Linked DNA regions of Mus musculus: all the other regions are linked to region 1. A link is a loop called in an ENCODE intact Hi-C map of the cell type or tissue named here. Cell type or tissue: left cerebral cortex. All regions are shown on one strand.

Region 1 (5,000 bases):
AGCAAATTTAACTCCATTCATTTAAAGAAAGGTCTGAGTAAGAGATTTAAAGTGCCTACACTAAATGTCTTCTCATCAGACTTATCTTGTAAACGGCAAAGAATTCATCGCAGGTACATAGAAAAGTGACTTATAGCTGAGACACCTTACGGGGCAGGGGCCTGGGCCTAGGGCCAGGCTCAGTCCTACGGGTCCCATTCTCCAGGTGGCTGGACCGCGCAGCCAAGGGCTTGGGGGGCAGAGCAGGTGGCTCAGAGGTGACAGGGATGGAGAGGCTGTGAGGTAGCGGGACAGGGCGCCGCAGAGTCCGCTCGTAGACACTGTAGGGGGGTGGGGTTTTGCTCTCCTTGCGTACAGGTTCCTCCGACCCGCTGAAGCTGGGCACGGGCACCGGCACCGGCACCGGCACCGGCACAGGCACTGACTGTTCATTGGCTTGGTTTTCAAAGCCCGAGGTTTCCGACGTGCTACACCGGCTAAGCGAGGAAATCCCACTGCTGTAGCTGCCGGACAAGACTGGGGAATTTGAACTCAGTCCTGGGGAGTTGTACTCCACTGGAGATGGGGTGAAGGACTGTACGGAGCCCTGCTCCCACCAGAGTTGGGGTCATGCGAGAAAAGAGACAGATGTTAGAAATGTTTCACCAAACCCGCACTTGACTGACTGGCTCTTTATGAAGACAAACTTGGATTTATAGGGGAATCCTTAAGCCAACAAAGACCACGTGAGCCTACTGAGAACAGGTAGCCATCAGTAAGCCCTAGAGAGGAGATATAGACAACTCAAATCTGCTAACACCTCTAGCCTCCAGGAAGGAGGGAAAGTATATCAACTATACCACCCAGCCTGTGGCAGCTTATGGTAGTCTAAGCTAAGACAAAGATCAGATTTAAATTTAAGCATTGCCATCTGCAGTACTGAAAATACACCCCCAGATGCTTATCTGCCAGACCCCACCCCCATTTGCCAAGTTCACCTCAACACCTGCTAGAAAAACCTGTCCTGAGAGTAACTGCAAGAGGATGTGGAGACTACCATCAGCCCTGTCTTAAATAGGATAAAGAGCTTCAGGGGTGTGGCTTGGCCGTGGGTCATGACTGCCAGATAGGAGGCAGACAGGCTTCAGGAGCCAGTGGGAACACTTCCCACTGTAGGGGAATCCTCACAACAGAGTCTTCTGGGAGCCCCTAGACATTGGAGCCAAAGCTGCAAAGTGACAGCACTTAGATTTTTTTTTCCCCTGAGCTGTGAGCTGTTTCATCTGCTACGTTTTTAAAAAGCCCAATTTAGTTGCTAATTTTTGAAAATAGGAAAATTTCCACATAAAGCCCAGATTTATGGCATTTCGTAAGGAACTAGACACTGCAGAAAGAGCCCACATCTTATGGAGATGATCTAAAGACAAGCCACTCTAGGCTAACTTTAACTTGATGGCTGCCCCGCTGTGGTATGTGTGTGTGTGTGTGTGTATGCAGGTACAAGTCGAAGTCAGAAGTCAACCTTGGGTATCATCCCTCAGGAGCTACCGACCTTGTTTTTCTAAGACCAGGTTTCCCGGTGGCTTGGAGCTGCTGGCCAGTGAGCCCTGAGGTACCTCCTTTCCCTATTCCCAGTACTGGGCTGGGCAGTACACACCACCACATCTACATGGGTAGTGTGTCTGCTTTTTCACAAGGGTTCAGAGTGGCTGGACTTAAGGCCCTGTGCTTTCAAGGCAAGTACTATTCCGAGTTCCTTCTCCAGCCCCTAACCTCTCATTTAAAAAGATATAGTGCTGGTAGGCACAACTCCTTTCATTTAATAGGAGTCTATAATTAAGCATAGTGAATTATGAGATCCAGATTCTCTGACATCTTTTTCAGAAAAGACATCACACATTCAATATAAGACACATAAGTTCAGTCTTCCGTAAAGAGTCAGTTCTAATGCATTGGGTGCTTAGGCACACCCCAAATTCTATCAGATAAGATACCAAAGTGCATTCCAATTACAGGGAAGCTTGAAACTTGGGAGTAGGGTGCCCTCTAAAGTAACCTGGGAGTTACAGCACAAGGTGTGATCTGGTGATATTTCTCCTTTCTCTCCCTCTCTCTGTTCTTCAAGCCCTATTTATAAAGATATGTTATATCCAAGGACTGCCTCTGGGCCAGTACAAATGCACGCAGGTCCCTTTTAGGATAGTACAGACCAGCTTGCGAACTTGAGCTATTTAATAAGCACTTGAGCATTTTCCACTAAGGCTGCCTTTCTTCTGTAAGAGTTTAATCGCCAACACTTACTGCCGTATTTCAACTCTGCATAATGGAATTGAGAAACACAGGCGATAACTCCATCACAATGTGTGGGAGTGAGTGCTTTGAGGGTGTACAGACACAAAGATGTAGAAGCGCCATGCTGCCTGCCTTCTTCACATCAGGATGATGACAGGCAGTGGCTTCCAGAGCAAACACTGTCACGTGGACTTCACAATAAAAGCCGCACTGCGGAGTGACAGCAAAACTAGAAAATCATTTGCACTTCCAGCAAAATTTTACAACAGGAACTCTGGCGATGAAAACCTAGCCACACTTTTTTTTTGAGGCCCCACCCCCTTTTTGGTATTCTCTGTTTCCATAGGTGACAGTCATGAGCAGCACAGATACAGTGGGTCACAACCTGTTCCGAAGTGTTTGTGGAGACCAATTTGTCTTTCATCTCAGCTAGCACTGTGTTATCTACACAGAGGACACAGGGTGTGGACACCTAAGTCAACCCGGTGCCAACCATCCATTCAACACTCCCTCCAGCCTCCTGTCTGCTCCCGGGGCTGCGCTTCTCACAACCCTTCTCCAGTGTGCTGAAAAGCCTTGTGGCCAGTCTGACTGAATATTGTTCTTGATCTTCCTGAGGGATTTGTAGGCTTAGAGATGTTAAATAGCCTGCATTTACATGTCACACATGTGACCCTTAAGGTGGCTAGCTTGTTCTCTGTGGTTTTTTTTTTCCCATTTATGCCACCATGTCCTCTATAATTCAGTATATGTTTGTAATGTGGAGTATCTTTAATGCAAAGTATTGAGAGAGAAAGTTGGGTTTGGCTTTGCCAAAATGAATGAGGTTGATGATAAAGCCCCAAAACTTCCAGAAGAGCATTTAGTAGACCTTGATTACGGGCGTTTTTCAATGTAGGCGTACACATGTATGTTTAATGTGCTTTAAATGTGTTGACTATAGTTTGTTATGTTCTCATTGCCAAAATATGGAGAATTAAGCTGCGCATCCTCCTACTACTAAACAACAAAACAAACAATAGAAAACAAAACGTAGCCCACGAGATCTGTGTTCTTGGGTAAATCTCTGCAAGGGGAAAAGCAGCGCTGTTTTCTTGCCCCCAACCCCCTTCTTAATATGACCTTGTCTGTAGGAATGAAAGCACCTTTTGATGAGCTTAGGACAAGGTTTTAAGAAAAAGGAACCAGGGCCGATCTTTGGATCCAGTCTAATGACAGACCTGTACCTTCAATGGAGAACGTCCAGCAGGCGAGGGGGACACTGATGTGGTGTGTCTTGCTGGCGAAGCTGTAGATGGAGAAAGAACATTTTAACTAAGAAAAACCAGAGGGCTGGCTGCATATGCCCTCTATGTGTCCAAGCCCAGGCAGATGTATTAGTGGATAAGGATCTTCTCAGCAAGGGAAGAGGAAAATGGAGAGGACAAACTACACAATGGCTCTCTAGAATAGATTCCTTGTAGAAGATGGTGCCATCAAGACATTGGCCAGTTAGTGAAAAAGTTACTGCTGTACACATATGATGCTTTGACTAGAAGGGTATGGCCCCAAACAGCTCCAATGGCCTTTTTTTCTTTCCTTTCCGTTCTTTTTCTGCTGATAAGGCTTCATGTAGTCAAAGCTAGACTTGAGCTCCATACACGGCTGTGGATGGCCATGAATTCCTTAGTCTCCTGACACCTCCTAAGTGCTTAGGTTATGTGTCTGTGCTGCCACGCTTGGCTCTCAAATCCTTTCTAAACCTCCAAGTCCAGATGCCTTTCATCACTCAACTGCTTGATCTCATAAAATGCTCCTGGGGGAAAGTGCTAGGAGTCGTTGGGAGACACCTTCTGTCTTTGGCCTGAACAGGGAAGACCAAGGCCCTGCAGGCAGCCTAGAGCAGGCCTATAGGGATGTTCAGTAACCCTTCCCTTTCACCTCACCTCCCAACATTCCCAGTGCAGACAGAAAGCTTGTCCACATCAGTACAAAGGGAGATAAGCTTCCCATTTCTTCTCTAATGCCTGTCCATAGGCCTTCCCTCAGTCCGCTGGGTGGGGAATTTGAGATATCACCATCATGGCAAGAGTGACTTCTGCTTCTCTGGGGTTTTCAGGTCTGATGCCAGGGACCCAGCATGTGTGGCATGTGCTCTTTTGTGTGCTTACAGATCACGTCTTGTTTCTAGACTGTAACTGCATAGCATAAAAACAGCTTGTGACCCAGTCGACGGGGCGAGGCCAAGCCGTCCTTCCCACTTCCACACAGAGTGATTTTGGCGAATGTGAGCTCTGTCCCTCTGTGATTTCCTGCCACTCTTCCAGCCATCACACTGAGGTCTAGAACTCATAAAAACCTACCGAAAGGCTGAAAGGAAGAAAGACAGACAGTTGCACAGCCCCACAACACTGACCACAGATGATGACATCAGGACAGACCATGAAAGCAATCAGTACAGAAGGGACAGCAGCCCTACCAATCTATGTGGGAGGAGAAGGGTTGCCCAGCTGTGCTGAGCCCTAAGAGACCACAGAGGGTGGTCCATTATCACACTGCGGGGTTGGGAGGTCTCATCTACACAAGCCAGCTCCTACTTCTGTTCCCACACGTTGTGAGTGCTGACTAGGAAGAAAACCACATATGTACAGAGAAATCGGCCACATCTGCCACTACTGTCACTGAGGTCAAGGCCTCCTGTGTACTTGACTTGGTCTTAGACATGGTGCAGGCCTGGCACCTAGTGCTCT
Region 2 (5,000 bases), 180 kb before region 1:
CTATGCATTATGGAAAACAACCCTCCACAGCTAGTCACCCAAGTTTATTTCTGACTCTACCAGAAAAGTGGAATGATGGCACTGGCCCCACACACCACTATTGGTCCGTAAGCCACAAAGACAGCAGCAGGCAGAAGTTCTCTAACACTTAGATATAATTCCACAGAATTATGTGTAAACTTCCACAGAAACCTGCGAAAGGCCCATTCCCAAATCAGGTCATCTCCAACAGTCTCATTCTCCACATACTGCTTTGTTTGTTTTCTTTATGGGATGTTTTTGTTCTTTTGTTTTTTGAGAGAGGCCCTCATTTGTATCTTTGTCTGGCCGGGAACTCCCTATATAGACCAGGCTGGCCTCGAAGTCACAGAGATCCACCTGCCCCTGTAGGGACTGAAGGCAGGAGCCAGCTCTCCAGATCCCATTTTGACCAGTGTTCATTCGGCACACGATGAAAGGACATCAGAGATAGAGTCCCTCTTTAATAAACAACCATGTCTTAGTTTTTCATAATATGCGAACATCTGCCTCTCAAGGAAGTCAGGTTCATATGTGGCATGTGCCAGGATGGGCACTGAGGGTAAGTCTAGCTTTCTCTCGGGGGTAAACAAGCCTGTGGCTTGCTGTTCTTGCTTATAGCTAACCTGTGTTTTAAGTAAAAGTTGGCGGAGATGAATGTAAAACTGGAGGGTTTCGAACCTGAAAGGAACTGTGTTTCCTATCACCAGACAGAGACTAGGAGAAGGGCAAGTCTTAGGGAGGAACCAATGAAGAGAGATGATAACTTGAAATCAGTCAACTTCCCAGGACTTCAGCTTTTCAGAAAAGCACCTCAATGCCTGAGATAGGACCTCCCCCAATTCCTCTGTAATTCTGAAAGACCTGAGAACTAGAAGTATATGAAATTGCCTGTATGTGGCCCCATGTGCGTTCCCCCACTGTTGAGATTTTAAAATGTAAGGTCCCCGGAGGGATAACTGCCAAGCAGAGCCAAGATTACCTAGGGCCCTACTGTGTCAGGAACTACTGAATGCTACCTAGGAAGACAGGGGACCTGAGAGGAACTATAGCATCAATGTGCCAGGTTAAAGAGGGTCTGAAAGGAAATGAGTTTTCTCTCAGGTGTCTAAAACGCTGCTAAACTTCCAGTCGGCTCTACGGGCTTCTGGAACCTGAAGAAAGGCTTGATCTTGGGACAAGTGACCTTTGAAGGTGGGTTATCCAGTTCCTGATAAAAAGTGGAATTTGGACCCAAGTTGCCTAGGGTAGTTTCCCCACTCGAAAAAGAGTCCTGGCACCTTCCGCCCCTGAGCAATACTTACTTACCCTTTCTCCCGCTCTTCCTCGGTGAGAAGGGGTAAGTGGTAATATTGTACCCTCGCCCAATTTGGCCAAAATCCTAAAAGTAAAAATGACAGAGACAGGTCCTTTAAAATCCCGTGGCTCCAGCCTGAGCAGCTCCCACAAGCTGCTCACCACCCCAGGAGCAGCGCTCCCTCCCGGCCGCTCTGTGGGTCCCCCAGGGCGGGGAGAAGAGGTCGGCTACCCGCCCGGATCGGGGTTCGGGTTCCCTAACTGAGGGAGACAAGAGGACGAACTGAGGGGACAGCCGCGCGGCCTCACTGGAACACGCGCACGCACGCATGCTCGCTACCATCGCGCGGATAGCGGCCGAGCGGCTCCCCACCTCCCAGCAACGCCCACTCGACGGAGGAGAAGCCGGAGATAAGAGACCCTGCCGGGGACACAGAGGGTCTGCTTAAGCCCACCCGCGTGCCAAGCCGCCCGGACCCGCCGCCCCATTCCCCGCGCACCCGCTGCGCAGCTCAACCCAGGGGAAGTCCCCGCGGCACGCTCCGCCCTCCGCCGCGGCACGCCCCGCCCTCCGCCGCCGCTCGCCCCGCCCTTTGCCGCCGCTCGCCCAGACCCGACCCCCAGCTGGGCGGCAGCCGGAGACTCCGCCTACTACTACGGAAGTCCCGCCCCCGAAACGCGGCTCAAGGTGGATCCGCAGCCAGAATTGGGTTTACGTCAGATCAGGGGGCGGTACTGACCGTCTAGAGGTTCCAAGTGTTAGAAGCCTTAGGTCTAAGCCCTAGGTCGAAGCCTGGCATGGCTAAGAGGGCAAGGAAAAGCAGCAAGTTATCAGAAGCTATCTTCAGCTTCTTCCCTTAGACCAGGAACCCAGACTGGACTTCTTGTGTTGTTCTGTGGTTTTGTTATTGTTTTGTTTGCACATGGGTAACTTCGGGTTTGCTTCCTCTAGCAAGCCAAAAGAAAAAAATCCAGAACTTTTTTTTTTTTTTTTTTTTTTTTTGCTTCAGAGAAACTAGGGTTGTTTTTTTTAATATACTTAAGCTTTTGCTCGTTAATTGTAAAAAATCTTAACTGTGTAATTACAACCTAGAAAAACACTGTAACTAACAGAATATAGACAACAAAATTAATTTGCTTTTTCTAGCCCTCCTCAGTTGTATCTTTATCTTTTCTTGCTTTACCCTTTTAGATAATGCTGAACTATCATTCTCAAGTTTACATAGCGCATAATGTTCTGACACTCAGCATTCAAAATTAACTCTAAAGATGGGAGAGTGTAAGAGACTTAAATGGAGCCGAGCAGTGGTTGCACGTACCTTTAGTCATCACAGCACTGCTAAGGCAGAGGCAGGTGAAGCCAGCCTGCTAGCCTGATCTACAGAGCTAGTTCCAGGACAGCCAGGCCTACACAGAGTAAACCTCTCTCAAAAAAAAAGGGGCGGGGGGGGGGGAGAAGGGGGAAGACTTTAATGGGTTGATAGGCTGATAGTTAATAATTACAAAAGTCTGCCAAAGAAACATGATTGCTCTCCTGTATAGGATGTAGGTACAGTTATTCTTATCTAAAATATTTACTGCGAGGTAAGTTTGATTCTACCAGTGCTTTATCTTGGAGGCCGCCCCTGATGACAGAGCCTATTTACAAATTGGATTGGGCCCTAACAGTAAAGAGACTCCAAATTAAATAGATGTTTGTTCCAGTGAAGAACCAACAGTATGGGATGGCATGAACATACATAAACATCAAAGTTTCTAGAATCCATACAACCTAATCTAGGCCTAGAATATTTTCAGCATCCAAGATTTACTGCAGAATAAACTCACTATTTCTGGTTCTTTCTGAGCGATGGCTGGATGATTCAACTCAGCTGTTCTGGCTCAATTCTTCTCAATGGAAAATGATTCAGTCTGGTTTATCTTGGCTTTTCCTGAATGAATTACTCTACTTGGCCTCATTCTAACTTGGCAGGGTGTTCTAATCTCTGGTTCCTTCTCATTCCCTGGCTCCTTCACTTGTATCTAGCTTGTTCTCTCTCTCTGTGACCTGTCTCTGTACAACTGTCCAGCTAAAACTGCCTCCTTCCTTCCTCTTTGCCCTGCTCTCTTAAGTAGCTTCCCTTTCCTCTCTTTTCTCCTGAGGATTTGGCGTGTCCTAGTGTGTCAAATCTTTCTCTGATTTGTCACTTTGTCTGCCACTCAACTAGCTATCACTTTCAAACATGGGTGCTTCTTTCTACAAACTAACTTTACCTTCGTTGTTTGGGATTAAAGGTATGTACAAAGAGCATATCTCTATTCCAGCCAGAGGGACTAAAGGTATGTACTAAGGGCTAAGAACAACTAGAAATGGGATTTTTTCAGTAAATAACAGTCTTGGAATTCATCATGTAATAAAATGTCCTACCACAGTACTCTGTCTCAGAATGTTAATCAGAAGATTATACATATACTGGAGAATATGTGAGTATCCTGGAATATGTGGGTATCCTGGAATATGTGAGTATCCTGGAATATGTGGGTATCCTGGAATATGTGAGTATCCTGGAATATGTGGGTATCCTGAGATAGGTGGAAATTCTGCCCATTCGGTTCAATTTTACTCTCCACCTAAAACTGTTCCTTAAAAATAAAATTATATGGGCAGCAGTTAAGAGCACTGACTGCTCTTCCAGAGGCCCTGAGTTCAATTCCCAGCAACCACATGGTGGCTCACAACCATCAGTAATGGGATCCGATGTCCTCTTCTGGTGTTTCTGAAGATAGTTACAGTGTATTCATATACATAAAATAAATAAATCTTTTTAAAAAAATTATATTACTAAAAAGAAGCTAAGATTAAGTGTCTGAATGCTGTTTATTCTTCAAGGTCATTAAATTTGAAGCTCAAGTATTTAGCATCAATGCCATCAGAGGACCTGTATCATAGATTCCTAACTTAGATACACACTTAAATTATGGCTACAAATCATATTAATATTCAATGGGATATTGAACCAAAGTTAACTTGAAGTAATTAGGCTTTAAAATTCTATGGACCATTTCCTAGCCCACAAATAAAAGTAGAATGAGAGTAATTTCATCTGCTTGGGTATGGTGGGTAACCACACACCTGGAAGTATGAGGATCTGACCTCCGGAAATGACGAATCAGAGATGGCTTCTGACTCGTGGTTTGTGAATGTAAATGTAGCTTTTATTTTCTCAGGTTTGAAATGGGAGCCATATCCAAACTTTATGGTTTGGGCTAAGGCCAGAGTGATTCTATCTATCCCTAGGTCTGGATCTGGAAGCTTCTAGCCTCCATACAATCTAATCTTCTGCAGGTCTGGACCTTGAAGGCTCCAGCTTCCAGCCTCCATCTGCTAACCTAGGCCTAAAGTGTTTCAGCCTCCATGACTTACTGCTGAATAAACTCACTCTTTCTAGCTCTTTCTGAACTCTTGCTGGCTGGTCCAACTCAGCTGTTCTGGTTTAAACTCCGCTCCAATCTAACTGATTCAAATTGGCTCCTCTTGGCTTCTGACTGAATTGTACTGCTCTGAAATACTGCCTGTGAACTCCACACACTGAAGGACTGTGAACTCAACTGCTCTGCTCTGAACTGACCTCAACTGCACTCAAATGAAGTAACTCCACTGTACAGAACTGAACTGAACTGAATTAAACCAAACTGAACTGAACTCT
Region 3 (5,000 bases), 270 kb before region 1:
AAATAATAATATTAATAATGTTACCAATATCTAATGCAAGGAAAATATATATGCTTGAAATGAAGTCTTCACTAAATTCTAGTAAAGAGGTACATAAAGCTACATGAAGAATAAAAACTCATGCAAACAGCGACTCGATTGTCCCAGGATAATATTCTGATGGGACCTACTCCAAATCATCATTCCATATGGAAAGCGAGGAAATAATCTAACGGCAACCAGCAAAACATCTGTATGAAGAACCACCTGGAGCAGAGCAATAGGGATGGGAAAAGCACTAGCATAGGGATTGCCACCCCTCTCTTTCCAAGAGCATGTCCAGGTCCCGGTCTAAGACTGTCCTGGAATTCAGACAATGTCGGTTGTGCCTGAGGATGAATGAAGTGATAACTGGGAAGCACTGTGTTCACCGAGCCACAAAAATTTCAACCATGGCCCATAGAATCAACATGGCTGCTATTTGAATGGGGCACCAAATAGTCAATAAATAACAAGTCCAAGATGGAAGGGGGGAGGGGACAAAGAATGAGAACTACGAGGAGAGTGTTTTCACGACAAGTAAAAATGGAAATGTGAGAAACAGCAATTTCTGTGATGACAGAACGAGCCCCCAATAGCTGGGGCTGTTTGTTTCACTGCAAACTGATGGAGACAGCAAGAGAAGACACAATCAAGACACGGGCAATGAAAAGGAGTAAGGGCCAGGCAGCCACGCACTGAAACAACAGTGACAAACATTTAAGGTTCCTTGGAATCAAGGGCTATGGAGATGGTTTGTGGGTAAGTGCTTGCTACATATACCAAAGAACCTGAATCCGGAGCCCCAACATCCTCATAAAGGGCACAGACAGCTACACCTGCTATAACCCCAGTTCTTGGAAGGTAAAGGAGACAGATCCCTGGAACTTATTGATCCTCCATCACAGCCAAAGAAGTGAGCTCCAGGTTCAATGATAGATCCAACCCTGGAAAAATGAGGTAGATATGCATTCATACATGGGAGTATGGTTAACCAACTAGGGGCCACAGTGGGAAAGAAAACTCACTCTTTAACAGCTATCAATTGCAATAGCTCCCCAGCTGGGGGTGTGACTTATGCTCACCTCCATAATGAAATTTTGTCTAGCTTTAGCTTGAGCAGATATGTAAACAATACAAACTGGACTTGATGAATTAAAAATAAAACAACAACCAAAAAAAAAACCATTAAAAGGACACAAAGTTGGGTAAGTAGAGAAGGAAGAGGAAGATCTAGAAGAAGCTGTTGGAGGGGTGATTGTGATAAATTCAACCTTCAGCTGAATTTCCCCAAAGCCTGAGCATTATGTAGGCCTTAATCTCTCAGTGAGTAGATCTGTCCTTATGGAAGAGGTCCCATTCACTTTTCAACGTCCATCAATAGGGTCTATGTTTATGCTTGTTACAAATCCTTTGTCCCTAGCCCCTTCCCGTGAGCACTGTTTATCAGCCAATAGAATTCCTTCTTATGAAGAAGGTCACAAATGCTTTGCTATAGCAATGTGCTTTGCAAGAGAGTTTCAATGCAACCATCCCCAAAGCTTTGTTATAATGACTGTCACACAGAGACTTTTACCCAAAGTTTTACTGTGCTTGAATGTATTAAGAAAATAAACTGAGAGACTGGACTCAGGAAGTTTTTGACCCAGAGACTGCAAAAGTGGTGTTTGCACAAACCCCTGACACAAAATTTTTAAAAACCTAATTCTAAAAGGTCTCTCCCTTTCTAAAATAATTTTTTTATTTTAAATAAAATTTTTTTTAAAATTTTTAAAAAGGTCTCTCCCTTTCTAAAATAATTTTTTATTTTAAATAAAATTTAAAAATTAAACAGCAATTTTCAAAAAAAAAAAAAACTGGCCAGGTGCAGTGGCACATGCTTTTAATCCCACCGTTTGAGAGGCAACAGCAGATGGATCTCTATATTTAAAGCTGATTTACATAGTGAGTTCAGAACAGACAGGGACACACAGTTAGACCCAGATTAAAAAAAAAAAAGTAGTGGAGGTGGAGAGCAATTGAGGAAGATGCCCAGTGTCCACTGGTCTACACACACAGACACTCACACACACACACACACACACACACACACACACACACACTTATGTACATCACAAGCATATGTGTATGAGTACACAAACATACAAACATGACACAGACACAAAAAACATAGAACAGGTCCTAGAACTGCCACTAAAAGCTTCCTTTAAAGTTTATGTGGGCAAAGATGTAGTTATTGTAACGTGACCATAATTTTGACTCTCTAGGTTTGTATGGACTCTCCAGATGTTAGTGATGTCTTTATTTCCAGTCATCAAGCCACATAGTGTTTCTTTTTTGTCTCCTCATTGCAGTTCTCAAAGAAGCAAAGTCACCATGAAACTTACAATACATATACACTAACACTTATCTCACCTCCAAATCGAAAAAATTCTATTGCTTTCCAGACATGTGATTGTGAGCAAGCTACTCAATTTCATCATGGCTTCCTATACTAGGAAAATGAACAATAAATACTATTAGTCAATAACTAGTATTTAATTACTAAGAAATGGCGATCAATATCTGCTAAGCATTTACCATGCATTGCTATATAAGACAGCCTTCTGATGCTTAAGTGAGCTCTAAAGAGAGATCACTCTCTTCTGTTATTTTTGCTGTGTAGCAATAGCTAGCCAGGAACTCAGAGGTCTCCATGCTCTGCCTCTCGGTGTGCTAGAATTAAAGGTGTTCATCATCTTCCTGAGACAATTCTTTAAAGAGACAGTATCAGCTCCCGGCCCATAGTTATCATCTCAATAATTTGTTATTGATAGTCTACATGACAATCTAAATTATACATGTTTGTTTGCTTTCCCAGTTCCCTCTTTGCTCTACCCCTAAACAAAAACAGAGTCCACACAGTGGGAAAACTCTAAGGAGCCTGACTTGGCCAAAATTATATGGAAAGGAGCACTTGTCCCAACAACAGGTTAAAAATCCAGAACTGGGGATCAAGTTTACAGGATAAAGCACTTGTCCTGAAAGCATGAAGACTAGAGTTCAGACCCCCACAATCCATGTCAAAGCAGAGTGAATATGCCATCCATCTGTAATCCCACCATTTGAGAAACAGAGAGAGGAGAACTCTGAGCCAAACAGAGTAGCCAGGCTAGCCGGAATCAGTGACTCTGGGTTCAGGGAGAGACCTGGCCTATAAACACACTGAGATGTTCAGGGTCAAGTACCACCTATATGCTGTGAGAGCTGAATGCACTCTCAAGTCACTTTCTTCTCCACGCTAAATCCAAAGTGCAACATTTGGATACTAAAACACTTTCTGTTCATATTGTTGGTCTTTACAAATAAGCAACATTTTCTTTGATTGTGACCCCCTTGCTAAACACTCTAAATCCAGCAACAATTATTTGAGCTCCAGACATGTAGTGACTTAAATAAGAATGGCCCCCACATGCTCATAGATTTGAAAACTCGGTTTCCAGAGTGATACCTTTTGAAAGTATTAGGAGGTATGGCATTTTGGGGGTGGGGGTGGCCTTGTTGGAGGAAGTATGTCACTAGGGGTTGGCTTTGAGATTTCAGAAACCCAAACCAGGCTCAGTAGCATCTCCTCCTCCTCTCCTCTCCTCTCCTCTCCTCTCCTCTCCTCTCCTCTCCTCTCCTCTCCTCTCCTCTCCTCTCCTCTCCTCTCCCCTCCCCTCCTTGCTAGCTCTACCTCTCCAGCACCTTGTCTGCCTGCATGCCACCACACTTCCCACCATGACAATGGACTAAACCTCTGAACTGTAAGCAAGTCCCAGCTAAAAGCTTTCCTTTATAAGAGTTGCCCAGCTGGTGGTGTAATAGAAAACTGACTCAAGACATAAATTTACACCAAAAACTGGAGTACTGATGCGACAGACCTAACCATGTTTCTTGTTGGTAAAATGTGGAGTTTGGGACTTTGGATTAGGAAAGCAGTTGAACCTTGTAAGTAAGGCTTACAGGTCCATACTAGTAGGAGCAGGGAAGACAGTGCTATTGAAAACAATGTAGATTATGATGGCCCAGGTCAAGAGGTTTCAGAGAAGAATATGACTATGTGGCCTAGTGATTATTCTTGTGATGTTTTCATCACAATGAAGAATGTGACTTTTTTTCCTTTGTTCAAAAAACCTGCCTGAGGCTAAATTGAAGAGTTTGGGAATCTCCAGAGCCTTGGCAGTGGCGATTCCATAACAGTCTAGCATTAGCTGTATTTCGTGGTTATTGGTTTCCAGTCTTATGCAGATCCATAATGAAAAGGAGCAAGCTTAGCAAGGAGAAATATAAAATGTACAGTTTGAGGAGAAAAGGAACAGACACCACCATATATAATGGAGGTGGATATATAAAGGACATAAACAGATTAAAGAAAAGCCTGATGCTTAATAGAAGAAAGAGAACAGTGACCTCAGGGTAAGAGGTCACTCAGGTCATCCACCCAGCTAAGTTCTGTGTGTGTGTGTGTGTGTGTGTGTGTGTGTGTGTGTGTGTGTGTGTGTCTGTGTGTCTGTGTCTGTGTGTGTCTGTGTGTGTCTGTGTGTGTATGTGCGTGTGTTTGTGTATGAAGAATTTTTTTTCTAAAAAAAATGCTTAAGTTGTGAAGGAAACTATCTAAAACAGAAAGCTGATGAAAATATTATGTGAATGAGGGGCCATGTTCCTGCCCTAGCAAGCAGTAGACCTTGGCAGCTTTAACCACATGGTTCTGACTTTAGAGTCAAGGAACAATAAAAGAGTTGTGGAATCACACACACACACACACACACACACACACACACAGAGAGAGAGAGAGAGAGAGAGAGAGAGAGAGAGAGAGAGAGAGAGAGAGAGAGAGAGAGCAAACGAGCTATGGAAAACAGCTGATGCCAGGAGTATGTCCCTACATGGAAGCCATTGTATGAAGCTATGAAGGTGAAGCCTAGATTTCAATGAAGACCTCATGATGTTGGAGATGCCAG
Region 4 (5,000 bases), 390 kb before region 1:
AGGCAGACCTGTTGACACAGAAAGTTTAAGACCAACCAGAATGACGGAAAGAATCCAATCTAAAAAAATAAGTTTTTTAAAGAAACCACAACAACCTGAGAAGGACATAATATGCCCTCAAAATGTAAATTTAGATTAGCAAGCAAATATGATTGTCAAAAGAAGTATCGATCCTGTAGGGAGTATTAATATTTTATAAGATTATTAATACATTATAGGTTAATAATTACCATTCACTACAGAATCCCATATATAGAATCTACTGTCTGTAACATATTAGACATATTCAAAAGACCCTTGAAATGGTAAACAATAGAGAGAAAAATCTAGATGTCAGAAGAACTTAAATCTGAATGTTTTCTTTGTTGAAACTCAAGAGTAGCATGCTTTAGACTGGAACATAGCTAAGCTGGTTACATGCTTACCTACTATGACTAGACAAGTCTTGGGTCCAATCCCCAACACCACATAAAGTGACCAAAATCTCACTACTCGAGGTGGAGGTAGGAGAATCAGAAATCTAAAGTCATACTTGGTTACATAAAAACATGTCTCAAAAAAGACAAGGAAGGTCTTTTTAGTAGTATATATGAGACAGGGAGTAGATTATAATAATTTAAATTTCTATGAACTCTTGGGATTTTTTTCCCTCTCTACTACAGAGATTTTTTTCTCCATGGTATAACAACTGCAAGATAATATAGTTTCCATTAGCTTTTTTGTCTAATTCATTTAGACATTCTAATTCATTTAAAATTAAATTATATCTTTTTTAGGTTTTAAGTTTTTAAATGTGTTTTTCAGGCCATAAGAATTGCTGCAAATCACATCCTCAACATTAAGCACACTTAATATACAGAATATAAGAGAGCAGTAGAACACAAACACACAGAAACCTCTTGAGCTGAGGCTCCCAGAATAAAACAGAAGCCCTGGATCCTATAATGCCATGCACTGGCATAACTCTCAAAGTTCATACAAGCACAAGAAATCTCATGCATTGTTCCTAGTGGTGAAAACTAGAAACAATCTAAAATGTCTATCAACAAGAAGAAATAAAAATTGTGAAACAGCTATACTGGAAAATAGTGCATAGCAATTACAGTTACATCAGCTACACAAAACGGAAATAAACTTCAAGTACATAAAGAGATTGAAAGAAACCAGACACAACAGCGTACTTACTATGTGATTCAATTTATACATATTCCACAGTGGGTAAAACTAATCTGTAGAGAGATAGATCATCTGGATACCACAGTAACAGGAAGAGAATATGCAGACGCCAGGCTCTTCATCCTGATCAAGGTGGTTGTGGAGGCACTGTTTTGGAAAATGTATCAAGCTGTATGTAGGCTTAGGATGTGTACATGGTTCCATGTGCATGTTGTACTTCAATTTAAAATGTTCACATACAACATGAAGTGCTGCAAAGAATCTTTCAAATTGACTTTCTGAAACAGTACATTCTACATTACTGTTCAAAACAAAATTCTTTCTGAAGATGGCTGTTCTAAGTAGTTCATGTGATCTCTTAGGTAATCTAACCTCTCAGTGATAATTCTAGTGCCCGACAAACCTCTGATGTTCTGAAGACAGCTTTTAAAAGACCCTAATAGAGAAGAACCATATCAGAAGGCCAGAACTGGAGTAAGATTTTAATATGCTTTATTCAAATAACAAGTATCTACTGTGAATCTACTAAGAAAGGAACAGTGTTGTGGTTATTAAAGGAATAAATGCTATACAGTAAGTACCTTGGAGGGCAGAATGAATGAAGATCAATGTAAGCTTTACTGTATAACAGACACTCACAACAAATGAGACTTTCAACCAGTCTGAACATGCACACCTGAACACACATAAATATCAAAGGGGAAGTAACTGGAAATAACTATTTCATTATGCTCAGAAGAAGAACTATTCTCAGGATTAGCTCTTCTATGTAAATCTTCATGAATAAATCTTGTTAATATATGAAATATTTAAGCATATGCTATTTAAGCATATGCTGAGACGACAAAGGATATAGCTGGAACCAGAAAGGCAGACTTCTTGAAGAAAAGGATTAGCCTGGTATTTAAGAAAGAGCTTTAGGTAACCAGAACCATTTTTGAAGTGTTAGAAGAGAGATTTGATGTTGGATTGTAAAGTTGAAAAATAATTTTAGAAGCAGGATAACTTTGATTTACAAGATCTTTCCAGATATTTATTCTATGAATAGGGATTAGTAACTGAGGATTTTTAAATATACTAAAATATTATATATTTTAAACTGTTTGTTGGTTTCACATATATACAAAGATGATAAAGGTCATAAAAACCTTACTCTGGTAATCTGACTTTGATGCTGCCGTCTAGTGCTTTACAGTGCTAGCACAGTGCACGTACATGCTTATACCAGATTTTAGATTTCTGCCTAAAGTACAGCAAGCTGTCTGTACTTTAAATGTTAATTTTGCTGTGTTTTTAAGAATATCGAAATTGTTATGTAATTGTAAGCAAGCATTTGCCTTCTGGAACAGGAAAATGTACCAAAACTCCAGAATTACATGACTTACTCATTTTATTATCCTTCTAGAATAAAAAACTACCCAAACCCAGAAAACCTCTGAAACATGAACATGCTCAACTTAGCAAAAATTCAAACAATGGAACTCAAAAGTAATGGGACCCCGAGCCATTGTTTATACCTCTTCCTAGAGCTTTCATATTGGGGCTCATCCATTAAGCCCAACCAAGCAGAAAATTCTTGCAAGTGCTCATTATACATGACAGACATTTCCAGAATATCCTCAACAGATACTGAGTGATTGTATCCATTTTAGATTCATACATTCTCCAAGTTATAAATACTATTTTCACTCTAAAATAAAGAGTTATATCTACCCACGGCCGTGGCAGGTGATGGCATGACAAGGTTTCCACCCCTGAAAAAGACAGCCAGCAGGGTGTGAGCCTGCACAAATGCCAATGGGTGGCATTTGTGGGTGTAAGACCTATTGGAATTAATTTATAGATAGATAGATAGATAGATAGATAGATAGATAGATAGATAGATATAGATATACACATATGTAGATATATAAAACTTCACAGTCCTCCTTTGGGAAATATTCCCCCTGCCAAGGTTATGGAGAATGCTCTCCTTGCCAGGGTTAATGCCTCCATGATAACTATAAACAGAGTAAGTCTCGGAGTCTAGGGTGTGTCTATGTCTCAGCAAAATGGTAAATGCCCTTAAGCTGTGGGAAATAATTCTGAAAACATAAATTCAAAAACTATGTAATTTCTCAACTATGCAAAATATAAGGATGCAATATGAATTGTATCACAAGCTTCAGAGATCTAAATGAACAGAGGCAGCTGCACTATGAGCCAGCTTGGTGATCACAGGGCAAGATGCCACCCAGCTATGTTTGTTGTTTATGCTTACAAAGACAGTCAGATTTCCGAGTTCAAAGACAGCCTGGGACAGAGGGAGTTTGGGTCCAGGCCCAGGTGTTGTAGGAATGATAATATCAGGGTGAGGTCTCACCCAGCTAGCTTATTGTCTGTACTTAACAGTGGCAGGCAGATCTCTGAATTCTTTTGCAATATTAAAAAAAAAATGTGCTTGTTGTCTCTTTGAAAGAATCAAGGGAGAATGTCCAAGAAATGCATTTGCATTGCAACAAGAGCCTGGGAGCAAGGCAGCAATAATATGGCTGCAGTCACACGCAGAACAACCTCCTCTCTTGAGAGCCAATCTCAAACCCAAAGGATCCTCTGAAAGGTTTTACTCTATGAAGGTCTCACCGTCCAGTGCACCGCCACAGTGAGGACCAAGCCTTCAATGCATGAGTCCTGGAGAACAAACTACATCCAACTGGAACCTGGGGTATTTCCTGCGACTTGAAGGGGCCGGGTAACAGAGAACCAAGCCTTGACGGTGTGACTTTACTATTCTAAGCCATGTATTTCTATTCTGTAAACGAGGTAACCTTCACTATCCCATCAGGTGATACAACTGTACCTCTACTGATCAAACCAAACCACTAGGAATGGCACTCTCTCTCTCTCTTTCTCTCTCTCTCCCCACTTAACTACCACTAGCGCAGCTAAAATGTCTGCATAGGTACCTCCAAAAGGGCATTTTGATCCATTTTCTCTCTGCTTTTTTTTTTTTTTTTTTTTTTTTTAGTTTTTCAAGACAGGGTTTCTCTGTATAGCACTGGCTGTCCCGGAACTCACTTTGTAGACCAGGCTGGCCTCGAACTCAGAAATCCGCCTGCATCTACCTCCTGAGTGCTGGGATTAAAGGCGTGAGCCACCACGCCCAGCTTTTCGCCCTGCTTCTTAAGTGCATAACTTCTGTTTTGCCTCCATCCATTTCCTTTCTCCGTAGAGGAGTCAGATAGTCACTCTGCAATCATTCTGCTTAGGATCACCAGCAGGCTCGTCACCACCCTGCTAAAGATCACTGCCTTGAAAACCTTGGCCAGCTCCCCTCTTCAGCTTTGCCCCTGTGAAGCTCAGGGGTCTCCCCGCCATTCTCAGGCCTTTCCCACCTGCTCCTCACTGCCAAGCTGGCTCCTGCCTGGCTTTTTGGTAGGGCTGCTGCCTTCCGTTTCCAAGTGGTATCTCCTGAGAGTCTTTTCCTGAACGCCGTACCTAAAACGAACACTCAGTCTGCATGCATTCCTGTTACTCTCTGGGTCACAATGATCATTACTTCTTGCTCTCCAGTATATTCCAAAGAAGCTGATGCACACTGAACACATTAAAGTCACCGGCCCGCAAAGGAGCACCAAAACAGGGAAAGGCCACCAAGGTGTGACAGGTGCACACTAGCTGGGCATTAGCAGGTTCCATTTCTTCCTATATTTCATCTTCAGCAAGCTAAAATATCAGAAGTGTTGTCCATAGGTAAGATAATCACACTGAGTCAGAAACCGATATATCTGTTCACAAACAGCCAATTATCTTGGGAAAAAACAGAAGATCAAAGAGGAAGAGAA
Region 5 (5,000 bases), 640 kb before region 1:
CTCCAAATGACTGATCACATTCCAAATGGGAGAACTTGTTGAAAAGCGCTGCACATTGCTCCAAAAGGAAAAGAAAAAACAGGAAAGAAAATGATTCCAAGGAAAAATATGCAAGCCTGTTTCATTTATTTGTACCCTAAGCAGCACTGTCATAGGACAGACAGGCTGCTTCAGCCAACCAGGCTGGAGCAGCTGCGAGTGCTACATCTTGGCAGTCTGAAGCGATTGGCTCCTCTCTGGGGAGTGGAGGGTGTTCAGTTATTAATGACCGCTGAGCAGGCAGCACCGTGTCAGTGTGACAACTGATCTGGTGAACGATGCACCACTAACCACCATGGAAACGAGGAGAAATAACGCCAGCTAGCAGGATCTCTCTTCACGGGATTGAGAGGCTCAGCCTGCTGCTGCCGGAGAGAGTTCCAGTCAAAAGAAGGAATCCTAGCTGCAGGCTCCTGCCTTCCTTTATATTTTAGAAAAAGAGAGAGAGAGAAAGAGAGACACCATTGCTTGCATGTGTGCATATCTATAGTATGTAATTGTGTGTACTTTATTACACATACATATGCACCTATTTATACTGGGGCAAGAAGACAGCCATGTGATTATTTCAGCCAAGGAACTGAGCAAGCAGGGGCACCGGAGGAGGGCTATCCCTGCATCTGCTAAGGCAAGGTAAGTTTAAAATATACCTATCTGTTTAAATGTTCCCTATTTCGTGTTTTTGTTGGTGCCGGAGTTTTTACACATCAGTTCTCCTTTGATGTTTTCCCCTTGTCTGAATTCTAAGGGCATTTTTCTTTGCATTTCACTTTTGAGTGAACATGCAAACCCCGCCGGCTCTGTGTGTGCCTAGCTGCGTTCGTGGGATTCTCAAGCAGGCATTTTACTAGCTTGAATGCCCATCAGAGGATGTGAGTGGGAGAGAAAAGCAGTGCCGGGGGAGGAGAGAGAGAGGAGGGAGAGAGAAGAGACGGGGACTGAGGCAGAGAAAAGAGAACAGAAGGACCAAGAGAGAAGCAGGGAGAGAGAGGGGAAGGAGACAGAGAGGCTGGCAGAGGAGGCAGCGGGAGAGAGGGGAGAAGGAGAGAGAAACAGAGGGAGATGGAAAAATCAGGGTCCTTTGCCCCCACAGCTCTTGTAACGAAAAGCAGATCACTCATATTTCTCTGTTCTGAAGCCAATGAGGCGTTGTCCCCCCACCCCCCAGCCCGCCCCAAGGGATGAAGATTTAAGGGGGATGCTGTAGTGTGTCAGGAGTGAAGGGCACCAGGCAGAGTAGCAGAATGAGCATATCACAAACCGGTATTGAATTTCTGCCAGGCTACATCTTCCCGATTGTGGTAAATGACTTCCCTTTAATAACATCCCATCCCCTCACTGCTCTGAGGGGACAGTGCAAGCGTCTGATTGCTAATGCAGCCCAGGAAGCTACCATGCTAGGGAAACCAGGAGATGAACCAGGAGAGCTCTAGTCACCTTTGGTAATTGAACAGCATCGCGGTAGTATGGCTTCAAAGTACATTTCCTATTTATGAAGACTGTTTGCTCTCACTGAGCCGGGTGGCTTAACTCGGCTTTAATTTATTCATTTTTAACAATATGTCCTTGTTTCTGTGCCTCTAATCTTAGTGAAAGCAGGCTATGATCACGAGTGAGAATCTTCCTAGTTTAGCGAAAAGGAGACCAGTGTGATAGATAGAAAAATAAGTACAAATTTAAAATACTTATCAGGAAAAGAGTGTGCCCTGGTACGACAAATATTACTTGTGCACTGAGTTCCTCATCCTTGGTTCCAGAAGCAACGCCTTTGAGACAGAATTACTGTCAGTCAACTCAGAGCGTCCATGGAGTGATGATTCATGGAATACTCTGTGGACCGATTTTTACTTCCAATCTTGTAAGAGGAAGCCAGCTACTTAGAATATGCTCTCAAAGCGACACCACCAATTGAGGGTGGCTGTGGAAATCTTCACTGCCCTGCTAATGGGTCCTGTGGAGACATTAAAACAAACCCAGGGTTCATATTTCATCTGCTGGAGCTTTCTCCTCTCTTCTCTTAGTTCAACTCACAGTTATCGGAGTCTGCTTTGAAAGTGGGTGCTATTCTTTTCCCAAACTGTGATTTCAGACTTACTAGGTTCCTAGCCTATGACAGATGGCAGAACAGAAAGACAATAAGCAGCCACTTAGATCCTGCCACCTTCCCATCAATGTGTCAAAAAAATGAGTCGGTTTACAATATGTAACGTAAGGAGTCAATTAATTCCAGCGACCTCTGTAAACGACGACAATAAAGCAGTCTGACACTCTGCCGCTGCCTTCGATTTTCCCTCTGTGAAATGAACAAGTTTCAGGAAAGGGTTCCTGCTCGGAGTGAAAAATGAAAGGGGCTGAAGCATTAGCTAGCAATATTGGCAGCCTGGCTCGCGCTGCCTCCAACGCCACATGCAATCTATACAAAAACCACAATGATTTATTACTGGGAGGAAAGCTGTTGCATTTGCTTTTCTCCTATTCATTAGAACTGCTGCTGTTGAAACAGATTGGATCCGTTATTTTGAGGTAGCACCTAACTTCCTGAGCGAGCGAGAGGGAGGGCGGGCAGTAGAAGCTCGGCTCCTCGGCTCCAACGCCTGTAATGTAGCACTGCAGTGTGGATGTCAGCTTTTGCCCAGACCCTTTTCCTGGGAAAGTTTTCATACCAAAGACAAGCACATATATCCTTAAATCTTACCCAGCCTAATTTTAAATTACAACCAATAACAGTTAAGAACAGCGGACTCCCTCTTCAATCTTAAGATGTCCTTATACATATTCTGTGTATCAGCGGTACCCATTTGGATCTGAAAATTACTGGCACTCCAGGCCCTGGGTGGTGTCCGGATGTATCAGTGAGTTTGGTGATATGGTAACCCACCCGTGCTGGTGATGGGCACACAGGCATGTCCAGGAGATATGACCACCCATGCTCTCAGCAGTTATGAAACAGAATTGGAAATGATAGCTCTATAGCAAGCCGCAAAGGGCCATCTTTCCAGGATGCTGCTTGTCACAGGCAGAGTGCTAAGTTAGAATGCTGGTGAGTAGGTGGACTTTTTCTTTGATGGCTGCAGTTGTTGCTGCTGTTAATGGTTTAATAAAGTGTATCACCTGCTTTCTAGGGCAGCAGTTTAGGGATGATGAAAAGGTAATCAATTTACAAAACACTAATGTACTTACTGATGTTTTGTTCCTATTTTTACATTTCCTGCTTCTGCCCCAAATCGGATTGAAGTTGCAATTTTCCCTTACTCTTATGTTTTCCTCTCTCTGGTGTAAAATTACTGTTGAACATAACATTGGTGCTCACTGCAAGCTAAGGCAGTGGATCAGAAAGGGCTGTAACCAAAGGCATGTTTTAAGTGAAATGTTAGTGCTAAGCTGGTGGATCTAAAATTCATTAAAAGGAAGCTATAAGCATTGTCAAAAGTGTGCCCCCACTTCAAACCTGAGTAACTGTACCCCCAAAAATAACTGAATAAAAAATATATGGTTCTAACCTATCTTGAGAAACAATGTCTGTGGATCATGGAATATAGTCTATATGGCTTTAGTTTTGAGTGCTGAGCTATTTATGAATTGCTTTTTTGTTATCTGAAAACAAACAGCAATAAATACTATAAAATTTATCTACATTGTCAATACAGAGCTTTCATACTGCCTATACAAGGAACACTTAGGAAAACTTCTCTGGGTACCATCAGTACACAGGACAGCACAGCATCCCACGCCTCATGTAAAGTGTGTCTAGGATGAAGAACATTATGACATCTAATCCCCTGGTAACAATGTAAAAAGGAAATAAAATTCCAGTATGAAAAAGTAGATGCGACCAGTGGATGAGAAAAATAACATGGAGAAAAAAAAAAGTTTCCTTTCAGCTGACAGAAGGAGTACAGAATCTCCAAAGATACTGTTTGGAAGTCAATCAGTACAAGGTTAGTGAGGAAAACTTAACAGTTACCTCAAAGCTTAGTGAAGTACAGTATCTATCTACTGGTCACTTACTATATTTGAATAAATGTGTAGTTTGTACACACCTGTTTGCTATCATATTCATTCATCTTTAGACCATAAAGAAGGCCTATTGCTTCTAAAGAGACCATTAAATATTTCACACAATTATACAGTCTCAGCACGGGAGAATAAAACATGGTATCTTCATAGACTAACTGCATATTAGAATAAAAAGCAATGCCTCCAATATGTTCATTTGATATGTGAAGAGGCCCAGAGAGTTTAACATTTTTATTAGTATAGTGAAATAAAATGTCATTAGACCTTAAATTTGCTCAGCTGCTTACTAGAGAGTTCTAGAGAAGAAACCCTTTGTGTGTTCATTCAATTATTCAAAGTTGGCTTCCCCTGACTCATAGAAAAATGCACACTATACACCATTTAAAAGGTGTTTATCAAGATAATAAAGTATTATAGAAACAGAAGTCACCATCTGATAACAGTGATTATTTCAAGTGCACAACGCAGAGACATTTCAAACCCCCACTTCCCATTTAGCTACAGTCCATTACACTCCAAGGTGAGTCATACAGTTTAGAGTGTTGCCCAGCTGTTCAAAATCTTAGGAAGAACACGGCTGCCCTTGGTCTAGAGATACAGTTAACTGGAAGCTGTACATTTCCCTAATTATCCACATTGTTTTTGTCTCAAATATCTCAAGACACTTAACACTGTCCTCTCCCCACTCACTGCCTGTTCTCACACCCCATGCCTCACCTGTAGATGCCAGTCAAAAGCAATCTACCTCCTCTTCCCAATTCTCAACTGCTGTTTTTATTTTAGGAGTGAAGGCCCTTATAAGCAATGCCATTTCTCTACTTTTACAGCTCAGGTTGTTTTTTGTTTTTTTGTTTTTGTTTTTTTTTTTCCTTCTGTAAAATTTATCTCTGCTTCTAAAATGTTCTCCAAAGTTTAATTAACATAATAGTAATTAACAGACCCAA

What was found. Peaks named below come from ENCODE experiments on the same cell type or tissue, not always from the same donor. Only the 100,000 strongest peaks of a DNase experiment are listed, where the experiment ranks them.
Region 2: a loop joins it to region 1, with 6 times the contacts of the local background. A loop is called at or near these places in 4 of 42 quality-filtered maps.
Region 3: it touches region 1 in a loop (5-fold over the local background); 29 of 42 quality-filtered maps call a loop at or near these places.
Region 4: a loop joins it to region 1, with 5 times the contacts of the local background. A loop is called at or near these places in 12 of 42 quality-filtered maps.
Region 5: a loop joins it to region 1, with 6 times the contacts of the local background. A loop is called at or near these places in 41 of 42 quality-filtered maps.

What each region holds. Positions count from the first base shown.
Region 1 is chr12:40,839,796-40,844,795 of GRCm38, reverse strand. Dock4 (dedicator of cytokinesis 4) reads right to left here. Exons shown (of 53, transcript NM_172803.2): 52 at 3,498-3,559; 53 at 1-586. The coding sequence ends at 131. Among named protein-coding and RNA genes, the nearest start is that of Immp2l, 180 kb to the left of the region's middle. In left cerebral cortex, a CTCF peak has its summit at 2,028; DNase peaks (open chromatin) are centred at 1,007, 1,128, 2,052 and 2,313.
Region 2 is chr12:41,020,960-41,025,959 of GRCm38, reverse strand. It overlaps Immp2l (IMP2 inner mitochondrial membrane peptidase-like (S. cerevisiae)), which reads right to left and starts at 1,870. Exons shown (of 7, transcript NM_053122.4): 1 at 1,815-1,870; 2 at 1,327-1,399. In left cerebral cortex, no CTCF peak of the experiment used is centred here; DNase peaks (open chromatin) are centred at 1,663, 1,954, 2,651 and 3,219; H3K4me3 peaks cover 1,268 bases; H3K27ac peaks cover 669 bases.
Region 3 is chr12:41,105,666-41,110,665 of GRCm38, reverse strand. All of the region lies in intron 3 of Immp2l (IMP2 inner mitochondrial membrane peptidase-like (S. cerevisiae)), which reads right to left. Among named protein-coding and RNA genes, the nearest start is that of Immp2l, 84 kb to the right of the region's middle. In left cerebral cortex, no CTCF peak of the experiment used is centred here; a DNase peak (open chromatin) is centred at 1,976.
Region 4 is chr12:41,225,283-41,230,282 of GRCm38, reverse strand. All of the region lies in intron 4 of Immp2l (IMP2 inner mitochondrial membrane peptidase-like (S. cerevisiae)), which reads right to left. Among named protein-coding and RNA genes, the nearest start is that of Gm25497, 120 kb to the left of the region's middle. In left cerebral cortex, no CTCF peak of the experiment used is centred here; a DNase peak (open chromatin) is centred at 2,636.
Region 5 is chr12:41,481,243-41,486,242 of GRCm38, reverse strand. The region is part of intron 4 of Immp2l (IMP2 inner mitochondrial membrane peptidase-like (S. cerevisiae)); the gene reads right to left. It overlaps Lrrn3 (leucine rich repeat protein 3, neuronal), which reads left to right and starts at 186. Exons shown (of 2, transcript NM_010733.3): 1 at 186-672. In left cerebral cortex, no CTCF peak of the experiment used is centred here; DNase peaks (open chromatin) are centred at 2,375, 2,624, 2,916, 4,529 and 4 more places; H3K4me3 peaks cover 4,148 bases; H3K27ac peaks cover 3,539 bases.